Linked DNA regions of Mus musculus: regions 2, 3, 4, 5, 6 and 7 are each linked to region 1. A link is a loop called in an ENCODE intact Hi-C map of the cell type or tissue named here. Cell type or tissue: left cerebral cortex. All regions are shown on one strand.

What was found. Peaks named below come from ENCODE experiments on the same cell type or tissue, not always from the same donor. Only the 100,000 strongest peaks of a DNase experiment are listed, where the experiment ranks them.
Region 2: a loop joins it to region 1, with 4 times the contacts of the local background. A loop is called at or near these places in 18 of 42 quality-filtered maps.
Region 3: it touches region 1 in a loop (2.2-fold over the local background); 3 of 42 quality-filtered maps call a loop at or near these places.
Region 4: it touches region 1 in a loop (6-fold over the local background); 9 of 42 quality-filtered maps call a loop at or near these places.
Region 5: a loop joins it to region 1, with 2.7 times the contacts of the local background. A loop is called at or near these places in 7 of 42 quality-filtered maps.
Region 6: a loop joins it to region 1, with 6 times the contacts of the local background. A loop is called at or near these places in 9 of 42 quality-filtered maps.
Region 7: it touches region 1 in a loop (3-fold over the local background); 18 of 42 quality-filtered maps call a loop at or near these places.

Annotation. Positions count from the first base shown.
Region 1 is chr10:117,844,758-117,848,757 of GRCm38, reverse strand. Rap1b (RAS related protein 1b) reads left to right here and starts at 2,784. Exons shown (of 8, transcript NM_024457.2): 1 at 2,784-2,927. In left cerebral cortex, CTCF peaks have their summits at 2,349 and 3,300; DNase peaks (open chromatin) are centred at 248, 2,692, 3,270 and 3,507; H3K4me3 peaks cover 2,149 bases; H3K27ac peaks cover 1,938 bases.
Region 2 is chr10:118,101,514-118,105,513 of GRCm38, reverse strand. No RefSeq gene overlaps it. Among named protein-coding and RNA genes, the nearest start is that of Mdm1, 38 kb to the left of the region's middle. In left cerebral cortex, a CTCF peak has its summit at 1,891; a DNase peak (open chromatin) is centred at 2,131; H3K4me3 peaks cover 871 bases; H3K27ac peaks cover 1,119 bases.
Region 3 is chr10:117,997,740-118,001,739 of GRCm38, reverse strand. No RefSeq gene overlaps it. Among named protein-coding and RNA genes, the nearest start is that of Gm32663, 13 kb to the left of the region's middle. In left cerebral cortex, a CTCF peak has its summit at 1,891 (motif pointing right); a DNase peak (open chromatin) is centred at 976.
Region 4 is chr10:117,980,920-117,984,919 of GRCm38, reverse strand. No RefSeq gene overlaps it. Among named protein-coding and RNA genes, the nearest start is that of Gm32663, 30 kb to the left of the region's middle. In left cerebral cortex, no CTCF peak of the experiment used is centred here; DNase peaks (open chromatin) are centred at 1,452, 1,827 and 2,225; H3K27ac peaks cover 1,015 bases.
Region 5 is chr10:118,047,493-118,051,492 of GRCm38, reverse strand. The region is part of intron 1 of Gm32663 (a long non-coding RNA gene); the gene reads right to left. Among named protein-coding and RNA genes, the nearest start is that of Gm32663, 36 kb to the right of the region's middle. In left cerebral cortex, no CTCF peak of the experiment used is centred here; a DNase peak (open chromatin) is centred at 1,986.
Region 6 is chr10:117,904,207-117,908,206 of GRCm38, reverse strand. Gm32605 (a long non-coding RNA gene) reads right to left here. Exons shown (of 6, transcript XR_872076.3): 5 at 3,932-4,000; 6 at 2,046-3,757. Among named protein-coding and RNA genes, the nearest start is that of 4933411E08Rik, 19 kb to the left of the region's middle. In left cerebral cortex, no CTCF peak of the experiment used is centred here; DNase peaks (open chromatin) are centred at 1,487, 1,890 and 2,212; H3K4me3 peaks cover 1,475 bases; H3K27ac peaks cover 1,865 bases.
Region 7 is chr10:118,108,033-118,112,032 of GRCm38, reverse strand. No RefSeq gene overlaps it. Among named protein-coding and RNA genes, the nearest start is that of Mdm1, 32 kb to the left of the region's middle. In left cerebral cortex, CTCF peaks have their summits at 1,737 (motif pointing right) and 2,605 (motif pointing left); DNase peaks (open chromatin) are centred at 685 and 1,753.

The sequences.
Region 1 (4,000 bases):
GAAAAGTGTAACATATCTTTACTTCTTTGTAGAAAAGAGTACTTGAAGGCCTCTAAGAGGAAGGGAGTAAATTACTGAGCAAGCTTTAAGATAATTTATCTAGCAACAATGTGTAAAATGGGTCACAGTAGGCAGCTCGAACCTCCTAGGCTGCAAAGGTCCAGGAGCCGAGTTGTATCAAGAGGAGCCTGGAAGACTTGGTCCAACCTCTGCTCACAGATGCACCAGTGGATGAATCATTGTAGAGGAGGGGGGAGGGCAGAGGAGGGTGACAGGCTTGAAGAGTGGGTGACTTGAAAAGAAGGAGGTACGATTAGCAAAGGAAAGGGAGAGAAAACGGGTTTGGTGACAATGGTAATGAGTTTGGTTTGCATACAAGTTAAACTGAAGCTGCCAGCGGACAATATCCTGGTCTGTCAGGTAAATAGGGCAAGGGGTTCAAATTCAAAAGTGAGTCCATTCTGGGGGGCTCTATACGCTGATCATGATTTAATAAGAGATGCAATGGTTATCAGCCTAGTGAGATGATAAAAGTGTTTTGGCTTAAACAACGCCACAAACTCTGGCTTTCAAAGGAAAAAAGCAATTGCCCAAATGTCAAAGTGTTTAAAACAAAGAAAAAAATAAAACCAAAACAGCCCATTGGTAATCAGTACCCTGGCTCAAAATGTCAGTCTTTGAGACATGTCAAATCTTCCTTCAATAACTGATAAAATAGGGGACTGGAGAGATGGCTCAGTGGTTAAGAGCATGGGCTGTTCTTCCAGAGGTCCTGAGTTCAATTCCCAGCCATCACATGGTGGCTCACAACCATCTATAATGGGATCTGATGCTCTTTTCTGCTATACGTGAAGACAGAGTATATATGTAATTGGTAAGAGCAAAATGGAAATTGCAATTTATTCATGAATAATTGACAATACCAACAGATTGTTCCAAAACTTGCCTTTGAAACCGCCACTAAAATGTTGTTCTGAGAAAATAACAATTATTGAAATAGGTAATACTTAAGTAATACAAACCATGAAGCAGCTGGAAAACGCTGCTATCAAAAACTTGTCAGGGAGGAGGAGGGCTCAGCAGGACAAAGGGCTTGTTACCCAGGCAGGAGAACCGGGGTTTCCAGTTCAGTCCCCCTGCAGTCACATAAGAATCCAGAGTGGTGGGAATGGAGACAGGAGACTCCCTTGAGATTGGTGGCCAGCCACTCAAGCCTAATTGGTGAGGTTCAGTGAGAGACCCTGTTTCAAAACAACTAAGTGGAGAGCGACAGAAAATAACCTGTTCACCTCTGGCTTCTGTGTGCCCACAGGCGAGGGCACAAGCGTGCAGAAGCACACACAACTGTCAATTATGGGTTTTTTCTTTTTTTGTTGTTCTAAAGGTTGAACCTACTACACTCGGACACTTGCTAGACAAGTACTGGATCATTAAGCTATGCCCCCCCCCTTTTTTTAACTTCTTGAGAATCTCACAAAACCGTTTAGGTTGGCTTTAACTTACTCTGTGGCCTCAGCAACCTAGAATTTGCAAGGAGCCACCTCCTGCTCAGTCTGCAGAAGAAAGAGGTGTGCTCTTACAGACTGGCATCCTGAGACCCAGCTATAATTCTTTCTTACTCGCTCACTTAACTCAGGTTAGCGTAGTGGTCACGTCTCCATTTCTCTTCTAGGGTTCGTTAAATTTCCAGAATAATTTGTACAGGGAGGGCCAGCTAAATTGCCTACTCCTTTCAGTACTTTCCTCTCAAGTTTTGTTCATCAAAACCTTTTCCCTCGCTGGCAGTGGTGGCGCATGCCTTTAATCCCCAGCACTCCATACGTAGAGGCAGGTGTATCTGAGATGAAAGCCAAGCTGGTCAACATAGCAAGGTCAGGCCAGCCAGGACCACGCAATGAAGAGAGCGTAATCAGAGCAGAAACAAAGTCTTCCAAACAAAGCTCTGATAGCATGATTCTCATATTAAAGGTGATGGTGAGAAAATATTCTAATTACCTAGATCGATGTAAGTTCTTGTGCTCTTTGGAACAAGTCATTTTTGGACAGAGCTTTTCGGAGTCACATCATAGACTGACATCTATGAGTAATCTATAAAGTCATGAAGGCGCCCCAGGCATGCTCTTCCATGAACCAATTATTTTAATTCTATAAACTGTTCACTTAGGCACAGGCCATAAGCATGCTTTGGAATCCTCCATTCGCGAACTGCGTCTGGCAGGGTAATTTGGACAGCTGGCCCTGCTTAACACACCACAGGCTGAAATACTTGTCAAACCTAAAGAAAGGCCATTTGAAAAATGAAAAGCTGCCCTCGCGCTCTGGGAGTGGGAACTGCTGCTCTGTTACTTCCCCAGCACAAAGGACCACGCGAACACCGACGGTCTGGGGGCGTTGGCGACTGTGCACTCGGAGGCCCCGCGAAGGCGTCAGAGGTTTCCAAGCCCCTGAGCTCCCCGTTACCCGCTGGGGTCGAAACGGATGCGCTCCGCTGAGGCTGACACCGATTATGTCGGACAGCCCAGCCAGCGGGGGGCGAGGCCGACCGCAGCAACGAGACGCAGGGCAGGGGAGAAGGGCCACGGCCGGAGCCGGCGACCGAGAGCCGGGGCGAGGCCCACTGCGAGGCGAGCACGACGAGACCCCGCCCCCCTCCGCCAGGGCCCGCCTCGGCCCCGCCCCTTCCCGGGCTGCGCTCCTGCGCGCCCCGCCCGCGGGCGGAAGCGAGAGCGAGGCTGAACGCCTGACGTCAAGGCGACACCGCCAAACCTCGCCCAGAGTCAGGCGTGGAAAGCAGCCCGAGCGGCGGCGGCGGCGGCGACGGCGACGGCGGCAGCGGCAGAGACCGCCGTGGCGCCGGGAGCAGCGACCCGAAGGGAACGCGCGGCGACGGCGAGGGCGACGGCGGCGACCCGGTGACAGCGCGAGAGGTGGGCGCGGGGTGCGTGCGTGGCCGCGAGGCTGGCGGGGGGCCGGGCGCCGGCTGAGGGGAGAGGTGGGGTGCGGCGCGGACCGGGCGGGGCAGCCCGATGGCCCCCGCGGCGGCGAGGGTGGCCCGGGCGCGCGGCAGGTGGCTGGCGGGGGGCCCCCCGAGTCCCTCGCTCGCTTCGGCGGGGCGCGCCGCCTCGGGGCGGCCGGGGAGGAACCGCGGCCGCGGCGGGGGAGCAGCGCGCTTTGCGGAAGGGGTCAAATGTCTGAAATATGGCGGAGGAAGTGAGCGCCCGAGGAGCCCCCACCCGCCTGCCCGAGGCCCCCGCAGCCTTCCCCGCCGCGCCCCGCTCCCCGCCTCGGCGGTGGGTGGAAGTTAGAGCGGAAACCAGAAAGTTGTCCTCTGCGGACACCCGGGCTTCTCCCAGCCCGGGGCCGGGCGGGCGGAGCAGCGTCGCGAGGGGGGGCGGGGGGACCACTCCCCGGCGCCCCGCGGGCTCGAGCCTGACAGGGAAAAAGTTTGCCCGGATCGGGGCTGGCTTGCTTCATTTGTTGCGGGAAGTGGCAGGAGGAAGGCAGCGGAGCGAGCCCCACCTAGTCTGGCAGCCGCCACCGTGCAGAGGGAAAAAAAAAATGTTAAAGGGGCCTTTCCTTCGTCAGCAAGAGGAAATCTCTTTTTCTCTTGCAGAGAGAAAAATCCAGGAAGTTTGTCCTCTTCTCCTTTTTTTTTTTTTTTTCTTTTCGCCATCTCGAGGTGTCTGATTCTGAAACTGACTTATCAGCGCCGTGAATTTGGGAACTAGGCCCTCGGGATTTTCCTTGGGGTGGAGGGGGGCGGGAGGAGAAGATGCCTTTGGAAGAAACATCTTCGCTTAAGAGTTTTGAGCAGATGGGATTGCTTTCCTTTCGCTTGCCCCCTCCCACCCCCCAATGCTTTAGAAAGATATTTTGGCCCTGCGACTCTCGACTCGTGTGCATACAAGCACTTCTTTATTACAGTAATAGGAACTCACATTTTTTTTTTTTACTAAGTTGAAAGTTGACATTACGATGCAGGCTGGACTTTTCAATATTT
Region 2 (4,000 bases), 260 kb before region 1:
TCCTCCTTTGCCTTTTCCTCCTCTTCCTCCTTCTTTTTCTCCTCCATCCTCCTCCTTCTTCTTTTCTTCCTCCTGTGCTTCCTCTTCCTCCTCTTCTTCCTCCTCTTTCTCTCCTCTCTTCCTCCTCCCACAACTTCTCCTCCCTTTTCTCTTCCTCTTCCTCTCTGCCTCCTTCTCTTCCTCCTGCTCTTTCTTATCTTCCTCCTCTTCCTTCTCCTTCTTTTCTCCTCCTCCCCCTCCCTCTTCCCCTCCCCCTCCTCCTCCTCCTCTTCTTCTTCCTCCTCCTCCTCCTCCTCCCAGGTTGATTGGGCTTCCTATGCCCTTTCCCTGGGGTGCCCTCCCCCAGATAGTCATGTGATTCTAGCCCTCTCTCCCTTCCAGGTCTCAGCTCAAGTGCTTCCTTCCAAGGAGGCTCTTCCTAACCCTGTGGTGCGCCCTTCCTGCCCTGCCAGCCACCTGTACTGTGTGTTACATTGTTTACTGCCCTCCTCTTTCCATGGAAATGGCCTTTATATGAGGGCAGGGATTGTGGTTCCTTCACTCCAGCACCTCAAGTGGTTCCCCGGGGGAAAGGGGGAACACAGAAGAAGGAGGAAAAGGGATGAGTAAATCTATCTGGTATCTGTGGCTCAAAGCAATTTCTTTCATTTCTTTCTTTCTTTCTTTCTTTCTTTCTTTCTTTCTTTCTTTCTTTCTTTCTTTCTTTCTTTCTTTCTTTTTTCTTGTTAGTTTGTTGGGGTTTTTGCTGCTGTTGTTGGTTTTTTGGTTTGCTTTGGTTTTGATCTTTATTTCAGACAGATGAAGCAAAGCTACCTGCTAAGAGAAAAACATTAAAATAAGCTGCAGAATTTCAATATTATTAACTCATTTTCTTAAAATATGTTGGGGCAGGGAGATGGCTTGGCAGGTATTGCCACCAAACCTGGTGACCGGAGTTAGATAGCTGGAGCACCGTGTATGGTAGGAGAGAAGTGACTCCTACAAGTTGTCTTCTGATCACCACACAGGGTCTGTGACACCCACTCTCTTTCTCACAAACACAATAATTAATGGAAAAAATAATCAAAGCAAAAGTATACTTTGATTAATGAATACCATCTATGCTCTAACATCGTAAATGCTATAATTACCTACATCACACATATAATAACTTATAATGTACATACATTATAATTATAAATATTTTAAGTTGCATTATAAAGTCTCTAGAAAATAGACACCAAGTTATTGGAGGGTGGTAGTGACCTGACAGGACGGGAGGAAGCTAACTTTTACTTCCCGTGACTCAGCGTTTTCAGTCCGCTAAATGGGACACATTTATAACAACAGTACATTGCTTTATGATTTAAAAAGCACCAGGCCTGGTGGTGTTATGCCTTTAATCCCAGCAGAGCAGGAAGAGGCAGAATTCAAGGCCAGCCTCATCTGCGTAGTGAGTTCCAGGACAGTCAGTGCTAGGGCACAAGACCTTATCAGAAAAACAAAATGAACGAACAAACGAAAAACTGGACAACAGCGTGTTCTCTACTGAACTTTTTCCATTTTCGTTTCACTCCTCACAGAATGCTTTCCTTTGGATTTGGAACCTGGGTCGTCTGAGGGTCTTTTCTTCTCGAGAATCATTCTTGGTTCTCACAGAACCCGTCTCAGACGTGTGTGCTGTTTAGACAACTCTTGAATTGCATTTTTAAGGTTTTTGTCGTTGTTGTTGTTGTTCCAACTGATGGTTATGAAATAAGTTGTGAAATAAGAAATAGCTCATAAAAGACGGTCACAGTCCCCATTTGGGGGGCATCTATCTGTATGTCCCACACATTCTTAAGATTCCTATCTCCTGGGCATCTGTGATTTCCACATCGCAGCCTAACAGCATGATGCAATTGTCCCTTGTCACCAACAGAGATGCTGTGTCCTCCCACAATTTCACAACAGTCTTTCCCCTTCTGCTGGGCTCACGCCCAGCAAGGCTGTATGAAGGAATCTCAGGAGCTGAAATGACTCCGCCCTGTGAGGAAAGGACGCAGGATGCAGGGCCTGCCGCCCCTGTGCCCTGGCCCGTGTTTGTTGTTCTATTGGGCAATGTGGACAGCGGTTCACAAGGCAACACAGCCTCCACCCCTAGCAAGTGAGCAGAGCGCCTGGCTGGCGGAGGAGAGATGCTCCGCTTCTCTGTGACCACGCCCTTTCTTAGGCTGGGCGGCGCAGGAAGCCGACCGAGAGGGAGGAAGCTTTGAGCTGTGGGAACCTCAGCGTGTGGGCTGACAAAGATCTGCTCCACCCCTCACCCTGGAGACTGGCTCAGACCATGCCTTTCTCCCTCCTCAGCAACCCCCCTGCTTACACAGACGACTGACATGGTTCCATAATGTAATCAAGTCATGCAAGTGGAAATAAAGTAGAAACGAGACGGCATATCCTCCCCCCAACCCCCGCACAATTTTGAATGGTGATAGTGACAACCAGATAAAACCAGATACATGGTTTCAACTGATTGCTGGCGGGGGGGGGGGGGGGGGGTGGTGCGGGGTGCGGGGGGGGGGGTACCATCCTGCCAGAAACTTCTCCTTCTGAGGCAATTTAAAAGCATGTATCAAAAGCCTTAAAGGTTGTCTTGTCTACACTTGGGGAATTTAGCCTGAAGAAACACCAGGTGTGTCTATAGAATGTTGTTCTCATGGTCATTTATAAAGATAGAATACTTGTGGTGGCACACGCCTTTAATACCAGCACTCGGGAGGTAGAGGCAGGTAGATTTCTGAGTTCAAGGCTAGCCTGGTCTACAAAGTGAGTTCCAGGACGGCCAGGGCTATACAGAGAAACCCTGTCTCGAAAACACTGAGAGAGAGAGAGAGAGAGAGAGAGAGAGAGAATGAATACTTGGTTGTCATTCAGAATAGTATCTCAGAAGGACATTTTTTTCAAAAGAGCCAGACTTGGGCTACTGCATGAGCCCAAGACTAGCTGAACAGCAGAGACACTGCCTCAGAATAAAAATTTAGGAGATAGCTCAATAATAGATCACTCGTCTACCATGTGCAAGGCTCTAGCTTTGATTCTCAGTACCCACCCCCAAAAACAGTATTCCTGGTAAGGCCCGTTGCATCATCTGTAATATTAATATATATATTTATGTGAGGATATATCTATATATCCTCACATAAAATATGTATGTGTGCATACATAAAATATACTATGTGTATATGTGTACAAAGATAGGGGGAAGCACTTCCTTTCTCATGGGAGGGGGACACTCTTCTCTTGTCTGCTACTTCGAGCACTGTCCTTGGGTCTCAGCCTGGCTCCTGGCTACTCTTGGTTCCCAGGCTGTAACTTCCTCTCCTCAAATAGTCTCTGTCCTTGAGGCATCTCCTCGTCCACCCTTAACTCACTACATTTACCTCATCTCCTGTGTGGCTTTACTGTGCTGATGGTCCTTTGATAAAATATCTGTCTCCATTCTCCTCCCCCAGGCCTTTAGTGTATATCCAAGTATCTCCTAGAAATGCTCACCCCGGTATGATACCTTTACTTAGCCTCTCATAACAGAATCTAACTTCCTCTACCTCCCCTGCCCCAACACGCACAAACACCACACCCCTGCTTCTTCCTCATCACACCCAACCTCAGTAAAGGGGCTACCATTTCACCAGGCAGAGGGCCAGAAGACAGGACAGCCATCTCTTCATGTCTTCCTTCCCTCATAGTTTACAGTCAGTCCATTAACAAGTCCTGTGGTCTCCACCTTCAAAATAGCCACAGAATTTGCCTTTAGGTCAGCCTCCCCTCACTTGACTTCTTCATGAGCTTCCAGAATGATCCCCCTGAATCCACAGTGTCTGTCCATAACCCATTCCACACAGCAGCTAGTAACCATTTTAAAATATAAGTAGATGAATAAATCAGATCAAAGGCTTGAAACCTCCAGCCACCATGTTAATTTATGTAGGCATTATGAGATGTGGAGTGCTCTTGTTTTATTCCAGATACTTCTGTGTGATTT
Region 3 (4,000 bases), 150 kb before region 1:
CTAAAGTCCCGCCTCTGTCTCTTTGACCAGCCAATTGGCTGCTGGCAACTTAATTTACCAATCAGAACTAACTGGGGCCTTACATGAGGGATTCTCATGCAACTTTGGGAACCCAAATAACATTATGCAAGCTTTAGGCCAAATCCACCACACCTAGGATTGTCTTTTGCTGGTTGGTTATGAGCTTCTGAGGGTGATGTCTCTCCTACCACATGCAGTCTCTGCCAGACCCTCAGTCTCTGCCGGAGAGGCGATAGTCGCTCTATCACTACACAAGCCCATTCTTAACAGAAAGGCTCTGTTCACTTGAAGTGAAAAGGAAGAGAATGGTTTTGAATTACTGTGACCCCTATGTAGGTCAGTGGTCCACTACTCAAGAACCGATTATCCAGCTTAAGGCCTCTTCCTGCTCCCGAGTTTCCCCCCTTGTTGGCTGCCTAGTATTTACACTCTTGGCTGTCACCTTCCAAAGGGGGTTATTAGAGGAAAAGAAAAAAGGTAATATTCAAAATAAAATTTCAATAAATGATCCTTCAAGCACCTGTTTTGTGACAGACAGAGAGAGTAACTGGGGGCCATAGAGAGTAAGAGAGAGCCCTGCTTGTGGGTTGCTAGACAAATGCTGGATTAAGGATGTGTATGCACACACACATACACACACACAATACACACACACACATACACACACACATATACACACACACAATACACACACACACCAAACACACATACACACACATACACACACACTACACACACACACACACACACACATATATATACACAACACACAGGTGTGTATAAAGTGGGGAAGCAGTTGGACTGTCAGTGTGGAGGGGAGGGAAGAAGATGAGGAGAAGAGAGCAGAGAGTGACTCTCACACTGGCACTTGAAGCCCGGGAAGAAAGAGAGAAAGAGATAAAATGAGACAAGACACACAGGGGACAGCAGGCATGTGGGCATCAGGGTGTGGGAGTGTGTGAGCTTTGAGGCTAAAGAGTGAATAGCAACAGATGGCAAGAGGGGGTGCAGGAGCCCCTGAGAGCTCTGTGGATAGAGACCTGACTCCGGGGCTCACCTGAGTCTCTCCCAACTTTTGGTCAATATGTCCTCAATGTTGTTCCTATACCAACCTCTTCACTCCGAGAGTATCTGGTTCTGGGAACGACAAGATGCTCAACAGGTAAAAGCCGTCCTTCCAGTCAATCGCCACAGCTCACGATGGAAGAGAAACCAACTTCCAAAATTTTTCTCTGACTTCCTCGTGCCTGTTGAGGTATGTGCACACCCATATTTATACACATGCACACAAGGGTACTGGGTGGGAAGAGGGAGATGGAGACAGAGACAGAGAGGAGTAGAGGGAGAGGGATATAAACAGGTAAACTTACTCTGGAGAGTAGATTCCATCGCCACGAACACTCTCAAACTGGAGTGCCTATCTCTGCTCTCCCCTGCTTTGTCTGTGGAAGGCCATCACTAAATGACCATGTCCCTTGCGAAGTTTGGGCTCTCCATGACAACTACCAAAAGCATCACCCAGACAGCAACACAGACTGGAGTCAGAAGCACATGTATCTGTATGCCTATGAGAAAGGCTAGAGTAGAAGGTGAGACATCCAGGAGGCAGAAAGGATTCTGGGATGGAGCCAGGCGCAGAAATTTTGCCTGGGAGGATGTGATGAGACAGATGCATGGTACCTGCGCACAGGATATAAACTGGAATATATGGGTTGTTGAAAATTATGACCTATTCAAAGAGAGCATAGCTATATGATCACGGTATTTGTAAATATATTTTGAATCTGAGTCTTTTTTTGTGTGTGTGAAGATGTATTTATTTATTTGATGTATATGACTATACTATTGCTGTTTTCAGATACACCAGAAGAGGGCATCAGATCCCATTACAGATGGTTGAGAGCCACCATGTGGTTGCTGGGAGTTGAACTCGGGACCTCTGGAAGAGCAGTCAGTGTTCTTAACCGCTGAGCCATCTCTCCAGCCCCTTAATCTGAGTCTTATTTCTGGGAGTATATATATATATATATTTCTATCATGTGTACCTCATGTCATCCCCTCTTAACCCCTATCTGCCCCCACAGATTCCCTTCACCTCCCCAAAAAGTCAACCTCCTACTTTCATGCCCTGTGTGTATGTGGGGTGGAGAATACTGAAGGTTTTATGAAAGGAAGTGACATGTGAGCTCAGATCTGGTTCTTGACATATCAAACTGACATTTGTGGGAAGGAGTGGTGGGTTACTTTTAATTGAAAATCTAAAACAATGTAGAGCAATGGTTGTCAACCTGTGGAGCCTGACCACTTTGCGGGGGCGGGGGGTGGGGGGAGTCATTCACAGGGGTTTCTTAAGACCATTGGAAAACACAGATACTTACATTATGATTCATAACAATAGTAAACATGTTAAGAAGCAGCAACAAAAATAATTTCATGGTTGGAGGTCACCTCTCCTGAACTGTATTAAAGGGTCACAGCATTAGAAATGTTGAGAACCACAGATCTAGAGCCTCAATAAGGGTTTGTCTAGTTCCAGTTGGTCTATCGGTATGTCTGGGGGGGGGGGGGTGAGGATTGATTTGATTACTTCAATTGATGTGGGAAAACCTGTCCCACTATGGGCAGCACCAATCCTTGGGCTTGGGTTAGTACCAAAATGAGCTAAGCAATAAAAATTCATGTATTCGTTCTGTCTGCTCTTCACTACAGGTGTACGGTGACTGACTGCTTCTAGGACCTCTGCCTTAACTTTCTTGCTATAATTGATAGCATCCTGGAATTGCGTGCTAAAATGAACTCTTTGGTGCAGTGGACCATGAAAGGTAGCCTGGTCTCCGGCAGCCCCCCAAAACCCTTCCTCCTTAAGTTATTTTTATTGTATTTTATCAGAGTAATCAGAAACAAGACTGGAACAGAGGGAAAGAGAGTTGACTAGACTGAAATCTAGCATGTCCAAGAGAGAAATCTAGCATGTCCGAGAGAGAAGGCTGTTGATTCTGGGTCAGACTGTGAAAGGCCAAATTCCCAGAGCACCCTGAAGAAGTATAGAAATTTGACAACTTATCTGCTGTTTCAGATCCCTTATCTGAAAAATGTGATTGGTGAAATTTTTAGCTGAAAAAATCTTAATTTCTATCTAGCAATGTCTTAAATAGCTTCGCTTTCCCTCATGACTGAAAAACATGGCATCTGGGGGCATGTCAGTTGCTCAAAGATACCTTGGGGCCCCAGGTTCCTTCTGCCTTTCAGCATTACTTTTCTATATTGGCTCCTTGCCTCATGTTTCCAAGATAGTTGCTACAACTCCAGCCCTCACATGTGTGTCTAGAGGGGCAGAAGGAAATAGAGACAAATGAGAGGGAGTGTTTTGTTTAAGATTTTTTTATTGAAATTTTTACATGTATGTCTATCTATGTACATAGGTTCTCCTAGAACTGGAGATACAGGCAATTGTGAGCTGGGAATCAAACTCGGGTCCTTTGCAAGAGCAATGCACAATACGCTTAACTTCTGATCCACTTCTCCACTCCCCAGTTGGGTGTTTTACACTATGTTTACCTCATGTTATGGAGAAGAATAAAAACTGTCTGTCTGTGATAGAAGCCACATGAGCAGCCATGGAGGCTGGAGAAGTGTTACCATCTTGACACGAGTGAAAGTTGAGTTCTGCTAAGCAAAGCTGGAGAAAAGCTAAGTGCACACTCGCGTTGATTGTTTGAGCCGATGATGGAAACATTGTTTCAGCTGCTGGAGCCTGGCGTGGAGGAGTGTGGATAGCTGTTGAAGTTCCCATAATCCAGGCACAAGTGCTTCATCATGAACACAGCAGAAGAATAAAGACCCAGTTAAGCTAAAGGGCCTGAAAAGAAGATGAAACTTCTGCTTCAATAAAATGCTGGGATTTGGCATTGCTTTTTATTATTATGTTTATTCCTTCTCTTTTGCACAATTACAAAAGTCTGTTTCCCTGGTTAAAATT
Region 4 (4,000 bases), 140 kb before region 1:
AGACGGGATACTGGGCAGCCAGCACACCGTGAGTAAGAAAGAGCCTGGTGTCAGGAGGGAGCTTAAGCTGGGGAGGAAACTACAAAGGAGACACACCCCAGACTGAGGAGAGAGTCCAGGCCGAATTGGTTATGAGAGGGAGTCCAAGAAAGTGAAAATGAGTTTGTATTTAGTATGTGGACTCAAAATCTCCTGAAGGTTTTTATATTTTTTATTCTGTATCAAGACTTTCAAATACAGAAGAATTTCGAGTCTATAGGCTAGAGTGAAGCTTCCAGACTCTTCCCACAGCAGCCTCCAAATAGGGATCTGTCTAATACTGATGTCTTTGTGTGTTTGTTTTTGTGTGGTAGATAGATAGATAGATAGGTAGATAGATAGATAGATAGATAGATAGATAGATAGATAGATAGATAGATAGATAGATGTAGGTGTAGATGTAAGTGTGGATGTGGTGTAAGTGTGTTCGGGTATACATGTGTGCATGTGTGTGTTGAGGCCAGGGGTCAGTGTTAAATGACTCCCTCAATTGTCTCTATTTCTGAGGTAGGCTCTCCACTGAACCTGAAGTGCCTCAATTCAGCTAATCTGGGCGACTAATGTGACCCAGGGATCCCCCTGTGTCCATCCCCAGTGCTGGGCTTACCACACTGGGGTTCTGTATGTGTGGGCCAGAGAGTCAAATTCACAGAGGAACTCGGAGACTTGTTTCATCCCCTCTGTCCCATGTCACTGGTGTCTTTAAGAAGTCAAAAAAACAAAAAACAAAAAAAGCAAACAAACCAAAAAAAAAAAAACAAAAACAAAACCAGACACTGCAGTCATCTTATTTTTTTAAGATTTATTTTTATTTTCACCCCCATTTAAATGTGTGAATGTGTGTGTGTGTGTGTGTGTGTGTGTGTGTGTGTAAATTGTGTGAAAGTGTGAATGTCTGTGAGAAGGTGAGAGTGTGTTGTGTGTGTGTTTGAATGTGTGTGAGATTGTGTTGTGTGTGAGAGTGAATGTATGTGTGTGTGAGTGTGTGAATGTGAGTGTGCACGTGAATGTGTTTTGTGTGTTGTGAGAATGTGTGTGTATGTGTGAAAGTGTGTGTTTGAATGTGTGTAAGAGTGTGTGTGAATGTGTGTATGTGTGAGTATATGTGAGTGTGTGTGTGAGTATGTGTGTGAATGTGTGTACGTGTGAGTGTATGTGAGTGTGTGTGTGAATACATGTGTGTAAATGTGAATGTGTATGTGAGTGTGTGTGAGTGTGTACTGTAAGCGTGTGTGTGTGTGTGTGTGTGTGTGTGTGTGTTTGTGTGTGTGTGTGTGTGAGCATGCGTTCATGCAATGTGTGCAGGTGTCCTTGGAGACCAGAAGCATAGCAGATACCCTGGAGCTGGAGTTACAGGAAGTTGAAAGCTGACTGACAAGGGCTCTGGGAAGCCAACTTGGGTCCTCTGAAGAGGAGGAAATACTCTTGACCAAGAAGCCGCCTCTTTACTCCCGTCCCACCCTTTCAGCGGAAATGTTTTGGTTTGGTTTGGTTTGGTTTAAACTCGAACGCTATCTAATTTAGTGTCAATTTTAGTAAATGTGCAGATTTGAGTTAAGTCACATAAACTGATAAATAAACCCGGATATAGGGAGATGTTTGGTCCTCTATTTTATGAAGTGCAGGATTTCATCATCGAAGGAACCAAAAGCCCCTTAAACACCGTCCCAGAGACCCCTGCTCACGATTGTGCTAAAGCTGCTCTCCACAGAGTTCCTGCTTCTGCTGCTCATTAGGAAAAGTACTTCAACACCCAGCAGAAAAGAATAATTAGCAAATCAATTAATTAAGGGCCTAGCAACACTCTTCCTGCCAGCCTCAGCCACAGCTTCCTTGTAAATAAGCTCTTTTGCCTACATTAAAGTCATTAGCTCTCCATATGTAAATAGTAAAGCCCTTGGATTTCAACGGACTGCCTATCAGGGAACAGATTTCAGTCCACCTCGATGTAGTCAGGATACTGCAGACAAAGAGCCATGCTGTCTTAACCAAGAACACAGCTATACATAGCTTCTGGGTCCATTCATTTCCCAGATTCACCTTTCCTCCTTGGGACATTAGCCAAACATCTATTTTAGTTATAACACAGACACAAGGAAACGCTATAGTAATTAAAGAAACCACCCATTTCCTTCCCCTGACGTTCCAGGAAGCCACGTTATTTCTGCAGACCAATCTCTATTTGCTGACAATTCGCCTGAGCTTGAACAGCCAAATAAAATGTCCTAGAAACTGTCCTTGCAGCGACAGCCAAGAACACATCTGAGTCTCGGCTCCTTCCACAGGAAAATGCACACCAACAAAATATGTGCTTGTGTGTATTTAAGACACGAGTGTCTAGGGTCTCATTAGGTTCTGAGAGATTTAAAGTCCTACCACCCTGTAAAAACAAGCGTTTGAAGGAACTGGCCCTAAAGTTAGCTGGGTCCTTTGCCAAATTCACCTCATATTTTTATTCCTGTGGTTATCCTCTTTTTAAATTACTGCTGTTTATTTTTGTGCCTCTTGCCATCGTCTCCATCGCCACTCTCTTTACAGTGAGTTTTAAAACAAACAAATCGTTTATATTCATATACACCTGCTGGCCATTTTAGCTTTTCAGCGCCTGTCCCCCAACACACACGCTGTCGTGTCTTGGAGTTTTGTTCCTTTCTCCTTTTTTGTTCTTTTTCTCTTCTTTTGTCATTTCTCTTCTCCACTCTAAAGAAGAATAAACTATCGGAAGCCAGCCTAACAGAAATGAAGAGGGTCTAAAGCAGTGGTTCTCAACCTGTAGGTCACGAGCCCTTTAGTGGTCAAATAACCTTTTCACAAGGGTCGCCTAAGACCATCAGAAAAAAATCAGATACTTACATTATGATTCATCACAGTAGCAAAATTGCAGTTATGAAGTAGCAACAAAAATAATTTTATTCCTCACCACAACATGAGAAATTGTATTCAAGGGCGGGAGCATTGGGAAGGTTGAGAACCACTGGTCTAAAGAGACGTTTGTGTGGCTTAATCCATCAGACTGTTGAAACGATGGATCCTAAGAAGAAATAAAAATGAAAGAGTCCCTAGGAATCTCGAGGCAGAAGAAGGAAAAGGCCCCAGGCAGAGCGGGGGATTTGTCTCCCAGGACCCGATTCTAACAACTCGGCAGACTGCCTTACAGGATGAGACTGTAGCCCAGAAGATGAGCCAGGGATGTGAGGGACCACCGGAACTGTTAGATGCGCACAGCCTTGGTTCCTGCTGCCCCTCCCCCAGCAGCTCTCCCCTGTGACCTCAACCCCAGCTTGCCACCACTGCTCCTGACCGCCTCACCAACCTCACCTTAATGTTGTGAAACCACCTTTTACACAAAGGCGTTCAGGAGGTGGGGCCAGTCCGGACCCTTTAACATCCATTCTGTGGGTTCTGGTTTGTTTGATTTGCTTAATGGAGACAAACCCATTACCTGCCATGGGATACTATAGCTTTGAAAGACCTGGGACCATCCATTTATACTTTATATTTAATGCAGCTGGTCAGCCTTGGGTCGTGCATCTGCCTTAATTTTTACGGTGTGATGGGTTTTGGGGATTTTTGTTTTTTGTACTAAGCAAGATTCTATGACTGCCAGCTGTCCCTTCTGATCCATAAGTTAAAACCAATGATTCTTTCTGACAATATTCAGTACTTATTGTAGAACTTGTGGCAAAGGTACTATTTGCCTAATTAGTTTAGGCAATTAATAATCTTTGCTGCCCCAAACTATAAACTTGCAAAAAGCAGCTTCCCTTCGGTGTCTCCTCTCTGCTTCTTCTACCTTTTACATTGCTTTGTCTCCAGTAAATAAATAAACAAATAAATAAACAAACATGGTGTCTGACAGCAAGGCGGGAGGCAGAGGTAGGCCGATCTCAGTGAGTTCGAGGCCAGCCTGGTCTACAAAGTGAGTTCCAGGACAGCCAGAGCTACACTGTGAAACTCTTGT
Region 5 (4,000 bases), 200 kb before region 1:
TCACCATGCAACAGTGGTGCCCGACTTCAGGGTCCCAACTCTTTGGGAGTCAAATGACCCTTTCACAGGGTTCACCCTAGACACCAGAATATTTACACTATGAGATCTATACCACAATTCATAAAAGTGGCAAAATTACAATTATGAAACAGCAACAGAAATAATTTTATGGCTGGGGTCACTACAACCTGAGGAACCGTATTAAAGGGTCACAGCATCAGGAAGGTTGAGAACTGCTACCCTGCAACAGTAAAAATGACTATCTGGAGCAATTTGATTCCTAACTACAGCCGTATAAAGCTAGCTATCTCTTAATGTGTTTAACAAGGACATCCTCTTTTCTGTGGATTTTATTTTATTTTACACATTTTTCGCATTGGACTTGTGGCCTTTTTCCTATTAACTTATGAGAAAGTTCTATACATAAAGAAGATGAGACCTTGTTCACTAAACTGCAAATGTTTTCCGACTTCATATTTAATTTATGACTTTGTAATGGTACTTTAAAAAAAGGTGTTCTCTCTCTCTCTCTCTCTCTCTCTCTCTCTCTCTCTCTGTGTGTGTGTGTGTGTGTGTGTGTGTGTGTGTGTGTGTGTGTGTGTGTGTGTGTGTTGGTATGTTTATGTGGATGCCTGCAAGTGTCCACAGAAGCCAGAAGAGGTTGTCAGATCCCCTGCAATTGAAGTACAGGAGGTTGTAAGCCCACTGATGTGGATGCTGGACCTCTGCAAGAGCAGGCAAATACTGAACTGCTGAGCCATCTCTCCAGCCCCTATGTAGCTTCCTGCATTGCAGGAAACCGTATCCTCTGCTCACTTTCTGAAGCATCACACTGAATTGAGGTGAAAGAAGCTGAACCTTATTAGAAATGAGGAATGGGGCACAGCCAAGGAGGAACCACACCCTTCATGGTTTCTTCTTTCATTCGACACCATCACTACGTTCTGGTACTAATGCTGCCACAGAGCTCAGCCCGCTGACTAGACAAAAATCATCTCTCATGACATCAGCCACCACAGTCCAAAGGAAGACAGACTTCCTGGCTGAATCAGAGAGAAATTGATGCTCTGAGGTCTCCAAAGAATGCAGTGACCACAACAGATTTCCTTATTCTGAAGCTACCTCCTCAGACCATCCAATTATAAGAGTCCAAAGAATCAGCCTGCAGATGACTTGGTAACTGAATGAGCAAAGAAAAGAAAGAAGGGGGGAAATGACTAATGGAAATCACACTGCAAGCAAGGGGTGTGCCACACAGGACCCAAATTGCCGGCAGCAGATAAGCAAGTAACCTTGGAACCTTTCTCGAATGAGGGAGGAGGGAGCCCTTTTCAGAGGATCACATATCAAACGCAATACAGAGGCAGTGGTGGGAGGGATGATACTTCTGTTGTTATTGTTGTTGTTGTTGTTGTTAACATTTGTTTATTATTACATGTAAGTACACTGTAGCTGTCTTCAGACGCACCAGAAGAGGGCGTCAGATCTCATTACGGATGGTTGTGAGCCACCACGTGGTTGCTGGGATTTGAACTCAGGACCTTTGGAAGAGTAGTTAGTGCTCTTAACTGCTGAGCCATCTCTCCAGCCCCACGATACTTCTTTTAAGGGTTTAGGAAGAAAACTAAGCAGTTCTATAACAATACCAAGAAAATGGGCCAAGACTGTTTGCAAAAAGAATGTTTCCTGCATTTCTCAGCCCGATCTGTGGCGGTTTCGGAAAGCCACCAGCATTCTGTCTCATCTGAACCAATTCTGCTCCTGCCTTGTAGGATCCTGGGAGCCTTACCCTTGTTCACCACCTAGTCCAGTCCTCTACAGTCTATCGGCTCTCTGTGTGCTTCCTTTTTCTCCGACTGGCCTCTCTATATATAACTTTTGCGCTGGACCCTGGCAGCGCAGTCCCAAAACCTGGCAGAGCAATCTTCCCCATGCCTTGGCTTCCTGACCCACGTTCGGGCGCCTGTTCCTCCTGGAACACTGCCCTGAACTTCAGCCTCCTTGGCAAGGGCACCAGCAGCCCTGCCAGCATCCTGTTCCTCTCGGAGACAGGACAGAGTTCTTTTCCAACCCGGATGGTACTCCAGGCTCCTCTATGGTCACTCTTCTCTTCCTGAGCACCAACTGAATATTTCCATTTGCCATTGTTCCATCCGGTCCTAGTATAGATCTCCCTCCCTCTCCTACGTGGGAACTCACAGATACCTGTGTCAGCAAAATCAAGTCCCGATTCATCACACACCAACTCCACCCACTTTCAACCGTAAGTGTGTTTATTAAAAACAAGAAAATCGGAGGTCCAAAAACTCCAGGTTTGATTAATCCTGCAGCCCGCGGTTGTCATGAAGGATCTGAGACTTCTCTCTTGGCTCTGCTAAATGTGCTGCCTACTTTTCAGAGAGCTGCATAGCAGCGGACCTGATTGGGTTGGGAAAGTCTCCCCGGCACCCTAGGAACAATCGATTCATCCACTAGGAGATACTGGCCAGCCAGCTGCTGAGCTACTCATGGTGTGAGGGAATTTTGACTAGCATCCTGGCAGTATAATATCTAGAGACAGAAAGACATTTCTTGGAACGTCTGTTTTGGAGAGAGAGAGAGAGAGAGAGAGAGAGAGAGAGAGAGAGAGAGAGAGAGAGAGAGAGAGAGAGAGAGAGATTGAGATTTTTCTAGAAGCATCACAGCCCACCACATCCCCCTGCCATCTTGTCCTGGTTGTGTCCCGGTGTTAATGTTCTAGCCAAGACTGCCAAATGGATAGAATGACAGGTCCCCTGAAGAACATGAACAACTGCTGCCTCACTGTTTGTTGTGTGTTCTTTTAGGTGGGAGATAGCTGTACTGGCTGGTTTTGTGTGTCAGCTTGACACAAGCTGGCATTATCACAGAGAAAAGAGGAAATGCCTTCATGAGATCCAGCTGTAAGGCATTTTCTCAGTTGGTGATCAAGGGGGGGGGGGGGAGCGTCCATTGTGGGTGGTGCCATCCCCAGGATGATAGTCTTGGGTTCTATAAGAAAGCAAGCTGAGCAAGCCAGAGGAAGCAAGCCAGTAAGTAACATCCCTCCATGGTCTCTGCATCAGTTCCTGCTTTCTGACCTGCTTGAGTTCCAGTCCTGACTTCCTTTGGTGATGAACAGCAGTATGGAAGTGTAAGCCAAATAAACCCTTTCCTCCCCAACTTGCTTCTTGGTTGTGATGTTTGTGCAGGAACAGAAACCCTGACTAAGACACTAGTCTTTCTGCTTGGACCTCTCTGGAGGATTCAGTGTGTTTCTGAACTGAGTAGGCTATGCCACTGAGCTCATTTGTAACGTGACTGTGACTGTACCTAAAGAATAAAAGACAAGAGAAACAGCGTTAGAGGTAGAGAGCAAGGAAGGGGGAAAATGGCATAATATGGTATCCAAGTATGAAAATTAGCCCCAAAAATGTAAATTTAAAAATATTCCAAAGAAGTAATCTCTATGAAATGCATACAGATTTTTTTCTCACCATTCATCAAATGATAAATCATAATGGATCAAATGTTATCTAGGAAGAGAACTGCTCTTTTCTTTATATGGAAGCCTGGACTTCCATAAACAATGAAGCAGTTGGATCAGAATTAGTATTCTCCAGCCAGGCTTAACCTGCTCCTCTCTCCAGCAAGGATGCAGCCTGTGAGCTAAAATGCATCTCGGGTTTTTCCGGAGGCACTGCTCTGCACTCTGAACTGAGGTTGCAAAGTTATCAGGATATGGTGACTTGTCCGTCCCTGTGCGGCTGTCTACACCAGCTTGCTTGTAAGAAGGAACCTGAAGACAGCTCTGATCATGTCAACATGGCATCTAAATGGCCCTTCTCTGAGCCCCATCTAGTTTCCTAAGCTTCTCTCTTCGATTAACAAAAACAAACCTTTGGGGCTGGAGAGATGGCTCAGTGGTTAAGAGCACTGACTGCTCTTCCAGAGGTCCTGATTCAATTCCCAGCATCCACATAGCAGCTCAAAATTGTCTATT
Region 6 (4,000 bases), 59 kb before region 1:
GGGCTCAGTCATAGCTTATCCTCATTCAGAGTGAATCTAGAGATTCAATTAAATGATGCCCCGCCAGAGCTCAGTTCTAATACGGACGGAGGGATGTTTTGACGTTCGATGCTTGTCTTAGGTTAATAGCACTGTCAGGTTGTATTAATGGGTTATTAACTCGATGACTTGACTTCCCAATTTGAGAAAGAGGTCAGCTAGGTAGTTACACCTACTGATATGCCTTAGCAAAATTTCACTTACCTGAGAATATTACTATGAGCAGAGAATGTACGGATAAATGCATGTAAAACAAGAACAAATAAAAAAAAAATTGGGGCCGGGCGTGGTGGCGCATGCCTTTAATCCCAGCACATGGGAGGCAGAGGCAGGCAGATTTCTGAGTTCGAGGCCAGCCTGGTTTACAAATTGAGTGCCAGGACAGCCAGGGCTACACAGAGAAACCCTGTCTCGAAAAAAACAAAAATAAAGAATTTTTTTTGTGCCAGACTTTGGATAATTAAAGAAGGTATTTTAGTATTTTAGGATGACTACAAATCCATTGTTTTAGGGCTGTGGGATTTATTTTCTATTTTACACCTTATTGGCTTTTTTTTAATGATGCTATTTGTCTACTTTATTATAAGAGCCTGGATTTCACTAATTAATTATTTTTAATATATAGATCAGGTTAGCCTTTGAATAGTCTGTGTAGACTGTAATGACCTTCAACTCCTGATTCTCCTGCCTCTGCCTCCCAAGGATTATGTGTGAACTACTATGCCTAGCGGGAGTCTTGCTTTATACAGTCAGATTTTTATACGTATTAAATTATTAATTTTAGACTGTACATATTATATGAGAAAAAAATCCAGTAACACTGGCAAATTGAAAAGAAAAGTTCCAGAAATAAAAAAGATTTCCCTTTTGGATCTTTTGGATTTTGTGATATGTATGTATGTATATATATATATATATATATATATATATATATATGTATGTATGTATGTATGTATATATATATACACACACACACCACACCCACATTATATATATATATGCATATATATACACACATATGAATACACATACATATATGTGTGTGTATACATATACATATATCCCATCACCAGATTTGGTCCTAGCGTAGATACACATACCTGAAAAGTCTAGTATGTGGACTCACCCTCTCTTTCACCCTAGCGTCCCTGATTGTCAAGAATCCTTTGGGAAATAAATATTAGGTGTCGTTTGGACTTGGCAGTTATACCTCATTCTCAAAGATTTTCAACTCGTTTTGAAAATTGGATATCCTTGGGTGTTTACAAGACGTAGATTTAGAATCTTAAAGTCCTTTCCTTACCCCGCTAAAGACTCCTTTCCTACCAACCGCCTTCTGACTGACATTAACATACTGGAGTCTAACCAACTTCAAAGATTGTAAAAACAGCTATGACGTCTGGTGTTTGTGGAGTCCTTTCCACGTCCCTCCAGTCAGGCAACATGTGACTATACCAGGAAGCTTCCCACCCACACACAGCCCTGAGTGACTCTGTCCAGAAAGTGGATGCTTTAACCAAGAACCTCTCCAGCCCCATCTGTTTCAGAAAGCCCTGAAATTCGGATCTAGGACCCCACCCTCTCTGATCTGTCCCTCATCCTGGGGCAGTCTCCAGCCTCTACTCTGGTCCACCCGTCTCACCTCAGATCCACTCGGCTGATCCACAGGCCTGCCCTAGGCTCTCTAACAACAGCAAAACAACTGACTTGCACCGAATACTTTGGGAGTTGGGTCACAGGAGGGTGGAGGACCACAGTGGGACTGAGGGGCTGCGGGCAGGCTGGTCCTCCCATTGGCTCAGCCCTCTCCTCCTCCCCAGCCCCACGCGCTTGAAGTTCCTGCCAAATCGCTGCCTTTGTCTCAGAAACATTCCGCCCACACCCCAAACCCTCAGGAGCTCTCTTCTGCTCTCCAAACTCTCGGGGTATTTTTCAAAGTAAATACATTTCCCATTCTGAGAAGGATTCTGGTGCCAACTTTAATAAGAAAACATTCCTCGGCCTTATCACGTACGATGCACCAATTTAATCACGATTTTCTTTTTTAAATGTTAGAGCGTCCAACGTTCGAATAGACAGCAGGAGGTTTCCATGTATTTTAGAGCTCGGGAAGCCTAACTCTTACCAAAAATAAAATCATTTAAAAACAAAGGGGGAACCCACAGGCAGAAGTGCCCGGCGCGGGGGAGGGGCGGGGGCGGACGGCTAACAGCTGGTTTTCAGCGCTGGTTCCTAAGTGGAGCTTTAGAGAGGAGTTACTTGTCATCAGAGCTTCCAAAGTCAAGTTACATAAAACAGAACACTCCCTTTTACTTTCTAGACACCCACTGTGGTCGCAGCGAACTGCGAACTGCGACCCAGCGCGAGGAGACGCAGAGGATGCACGCCCTTCGTTTGTGCGGGGATCACCAAGTCCTCTGGTCCTCTCTTAATTGAGGGATTGGCACACCCGAGATGACATCACAAATTCCTTGAATTTTCCTTAGAAACAGCCACTGCCCTGTCACTTAGGATGGACTGTGAGAAGTCCTTTTCTGAAGGAAATACATCTATCTGGAAGCCACTAAATTGCATCTAAATATAGATTAGTTTACTGAGCGAGCAGGAGCCAGTGCCTCTGAGGTATTTTATTTCTGTGATATAATGAATTTCACAACTGAATGTGAATAAAGGAAAGTTGCCTCTCTCTCTCTCTCTCTCTCTCTCTCTCTCTCTCTCTCTCTCTTTCTGGAAATGTTTTGTGGAGATATTATGTCCCCACCACTACATGCTGGCTCAGTTGATAATGGCTATGTGAACTGTTTCTTGAAAGGGGTATAATTTCCACATAATTTGGGGAGTGTGGTTATTATTCAGATATTTATACATAATTATTACAGCTTCCCTTAGAATGAGTTCATGTGTCCTATGTGTCCATGGTCAAGCCTAACTCGGCTATTAATTTCTCTGATTCATTGTGTTTTATCATCACAGTGGGTTTTAATAACACAGTCAGTTCTGCTGTCTCCACAAAAGGAAATGCTCTTCCAAAGGGACGGTCTGCCAAACCTAAATAACTTCTGCAGTCTTCTACAGTCAGTATCAGCTTGTACCACTGAAAAACAATGCACCGTGTTGGTGTTGGTGTTGATGATGACCACAAACTCAGGTTGTTGGGGTTTTTATTATTATTATTATTATTTGGTTGGTTTGGCTTGATTTTGGTTGTTTTGTTTGAGACAGGGTTACTCTATGTAACCCAGGCTGCCCTGGAACTTGCTTTGTAGCCTAGGCTAGCCTCAAATTCAAGAGACCAGCCTGCCTCAGCCACCCAAGCAGGGATCAAAGGCATAAGCCACCAGGGCCCAGCTGAACTCCTTTTCTTAAACCTGTCTACCACTGAGCTACAACCCTAGTCCTGACTGTACTATTTTCAAAGCAATTCAACTTAGTAAAGGCCTAGTCCATTCATAAAGCCTCTCTAAAATAATAATAGAAATGAGTTGCCTAACTAATTTTTTTGCTGTGTCTCTGTTTGACTACACGGCATTGAAAAAGCAAGTCACCAGAATGTGACACAGAAGGACCTGGAACGATGGATTTCTCCCCAGACCCTGTTGAGAACTTCGGTCATCTGACTTCCAAGGCCGTGAATCTCCTCGTGCTTCCAGGTTCCCTGCCAGCTTCCTAAATGCACCCTGGGAAGATCTTAGGACAGCACAATCCAATCTAGCAAGTGCTGTGATCAAAAAAAAAAAAAAAAAGAAAGAAAGAAAGAAAGAAAGAAAGAAAGAAAGAAAGAAAGAAAGAAAGAAAGAAAGAAAAAGAAAAGTGACATTCGGGTGTGTAGAATATGCCTTTGAAAAAATACACCGAGAGTTTATTTTTAGGGCAGTGGAGCATTCTAACCTACCTGACACTTGACAGTGCCTTCAAAGACAGTGTGCTCAGTTCCCAGCTTTTCAAGAAGAGGTGATTTTCC
Region 7 (4,000 bases), 260 kb before region 1:
AACAAAATTCCATTTTATCAACAGCTCAAGACTGCTTTCCCAACTTTTTGCCTCAAAAACTGTGGGTTTGTCTTCCTCGTGTGTTGTTTTTATCGCAGAAGACACTCTGCAGGACTCTTTTGCTACCCTAGTCTCTTTCATCATCCCTATTCTTTCATCTCTCCCACACCTCTCCTTCAAACACACCCTCACGGCCAGGGGGAGGACCCGTGACTGTCACTGTACAAACCACAGCAGGACACTAACTGCCGTGAAGAAATCGGCCACTGTGGAGACTCAGGGATCAGACACAGTGGACTTTAAGCCTGCCTCCCTCCCGCCATCCAGAAAGCTGACCTGACACCAACCATTTCCCTAATCTTAATTTTCTTCATCTGTAAAATGAGATTATATTAGTATTACTTTCTTGGGGCTCTTGGGAGGATAAGACAAAGTGCTATATACGTCAAGCAATCGGAGAGAGTTCTTGCTAAGACTGTGAAAATCCGCAAGCCCCTCTCTCAGCTCCCCCCCCCCAATCCATAGTTTCTACTCTAGATCCCAAATTTTGGTATAGGTAGGCAGTTCTCTCTGCTCCCGTCGTGAGGATAACAAGAGAATGTTCATTCGGGATGTTCGGTCAAGCCCAGCATTGGTGAGGTCCTTGGGAACGAGAAAGACCCTCAAGTCTACAAATTCAAGACCCGTGGGTTGCGCTGGTGTCCCCTCAGTACAGACCGGTCAAACTTGGGCGATGTTGTTGAGTTCAGATCTTCAGTTTCTCTTCTGTAAAATGTCATTGCAAATACCCCACTTCACAGGGACCTGTGTTCACTAAGCCGCTGGTGTTTGTAAAAACCGTTTGAGTGTGAGTACAGTGCAGCGTACATGCTCAGGAAAGCGTCAGCAAAACAACAGCAGCTTGAGTTAAACATTGCCTGCCAGCCCCACTTTCCTCGAGTTTAATAGCAACTGAATTATTGGTATGTTTTATGATGCCACTTAATAAAATCATGGGATAGAATATTTATTGACATGACATAATGTTTCTAGTCTTTCTTTCTTTTTTTTTTTTTTTTTGGCAGAAAGTATTTTACATCTGTGCTGCTGATTTTTAAGCTATGCATGCTCGTAACAACAGGAAAAGGTCTGCTAGGATTTCAGCAAAATGTTCATGGTGATTATCTGTCACTTTTGGCCCTGTGAGAGGAGAGACATCCTCTAGTTTCCATAGTCTGCTTTAAACATGAGTCATTTTCTATGAAGGGTCAGAAAATATAAAAATTTAAAGACAACTGTAGTAATAAAAAGTATGATGTGGCGAGCCTTGAGTGAATAAAAGCCTGCAAGCTCTCAGCACAGCGGGGGGGACAAGCACTCACTAAGGGTCAGTCAGGAGGAGGAGTGGAGAGATGGGGTCAGTGAAAGGACAGACTTTAAGTCAGAGCTGGGAGTCCCGGCAAGGAGCCTGTCCTCTCCCAAGCACGCATTGCTGGGACTGAAAGGCATGGGGCCATGGCAGGCCACAGGCAATCAAAGTCCACGGGGAAGCTGATGGGCTTCTGAACTCAGGACGCATTGAACCATCCTGCCCTTTCTGCCTCAGAGCCCCAGGAAGGTTGATTAACGAGCTTGCTTATGCAAGCTAAAGGATGACCTAGCTGGCCTCTCTCTCTCCAGTGACTTTCAAGGAGACTTTGATTGGCCTGAGTTTGATTTACTTTCTTCTTCCAGTGAGCAACAAACCAAGAGCTGTCAACCACTAGGTGGCATTCCCCAAATACTATTTAACTTTGAAACTGGCAGAAAAGTTGGCTGGAAAACCTTCAATAACCCCTGCATCCAAAGCATGGTAAGGTAAGGGGAGGCCAGAGGACTGTTGACGTCTCCAGTTTCTTCCTGTTAAAGATAAAGGGCATCCAGGAAAGCCACACCATCACCACCCTACACCCTGCTCTGACCCAGCAAATACTCCTCTCTCTGCATGCATGAGAGAGAAAGTCAGTGTACTTCTTCAAGGCACCTTGGAGAGTCTCATCAAGAGACCTTTGTCTTCGTCTCAGTGCGCATAATCAACAATCTCTTTTGCTAATCAAAATAAAAGTCTCCTTTAACACCCCCCTCCCCCAAATAAAAGTCTCCTTTAACACCCCCCCTCCCCCAAAGCAAAAGTAGATCTTTGATGTCATCAAAGTCATCCGGTCACAGATGTGAGACTTGTGTTGATTGGAAGATAATGAGAGGGACCCCTGTCTAGGGTCTATTATATTTGAAGAACAAGAATTGGTTCCCAGACCAAAAAGTCAGTACTGATCTTGGCGTCTCTTCTAAGCATCACTACAACCTTTAGGATATTTGTATTAAGCTGTGATTTAAACCTTATATGGATTTCTCTCTCTCTCTCTCTCTCTCTCTCTCTCTCTCTCTCTCTCTCTCTCTCTTTCTTTCTTCTTCTTTTTTTACCTAAAGTTCCATAGTTTGGGCCATCCTATTAAAAATGGGTTTGAGGCACGGGGGGGGGGGGGCGGTCTAGAAAGATGGCACAGCGGTTAAGAGCATTGGATGGCTCTTCCAGAGGTGTTGAGTTCTATTCCTGTCAACTGCATGGTAGCTCACAACACTCTCTAGTGGGATCCAATGCCCTCTTCTGGTGTGTCTGAAGACAGCAGCAGTGTACTCACATACATTAGATAAATAAATAAATAAATAAATAAATATTTTTCTGTTAAGGAAAAATGAGGTTTTGGCCCAGGCATAGTGAGGCACCTCTGTAACTTCAGTCTTTAGACCAGTGGTTCAACCTTCCTAATGCTGCAACCCTTTAATATGGTCCCTCATGTTGTGGTGACCCCCAACCATAAAATTATTTCATTGCTACTCTGCAACTGTCATTTTGCTGTTATGAATTGTGATGTAAATGTGGCATGCATGACATCTGATATACACCCTCTGTGAGAGGGCTGTTGAACCCCCTACAGGTGATAACAATGCCTACCCAGCAATGATGCTATACCATTACATGAGGTAATGTCCGCGAGGTATATATGGTGGTACTGGTAGACAGCAGTAGCAGGCACAATGTCAGCAATCATAGATTCATAATAGCCACAGTAATATGCAACTTATGAACTCAGAAGGACTATTCTAGCCGCACGTAACCTCACTAAGGTGCCGACTTTTGTTAACCTGCATGTGTCTTCTGATATGCTCTGTGGGGAGCCGCCCTCACATTCGCCATTACAAGATGGCGCTGACATCCTGTGTTCTAAGTAGTAAACAAATAATCTGCACATGTGCCGGGGTAGTTTTCCACTCCATGTGCTCTGCCTTCCCCGTGACGACAACTCGGCCAATGGGCTGCAGCCAATCAGGAAGCGACACGTCCTAGGTGGAGGATAATTCTCCTTAAAAGGGACGGGGTTTTGCCATTCTCTCTCTTGCTCCTGAAGAAGTAAGCAATAAAGCTTTTGCCGCAGAAGATTCCGGTTGTCCTGATCGTGTTCTTTCCGGTGGGGACAAAAGCTCGGGATAATGCTCTATCTTCTTAGCTGCTTACTAACTAGCTCTTATCTAATGTGGCTGACATATGTTTTCCAAAAAGCTTCTCCGAGCTGTGCAGATACTCAGAGTTTCTGCATCGATCATTCTAAGTCACTGTACCCATACAGTAAAAAAAAATTAATTCAGGTACTTTGCTCTCTGGACTTGTGAAAATTGTATGTCTTCTGTTAATTTACAAAAACAATGTATGAGGGTAATACAGTCACTTCTTAAGACTGTTTGAACAGTTCTCATCCGTTAGTCAGAGGCTAAAATAGATCCATTCAATCAATCAAATAATTGTTGCCCATCAGTCTGAGATCTCTAGGGTTGGGTTTACCTACCAGAGATACAGGGGTAAGCCACATAGATACAGCAAGTAGACAGACAGTGCTTGGATTCTTAAAATGACTTCCAGCTCCTGGATGCAAACATATGTGTGTGTGTGCATATTGAGGGGGGGGGGGGCAAAGAGACAAAG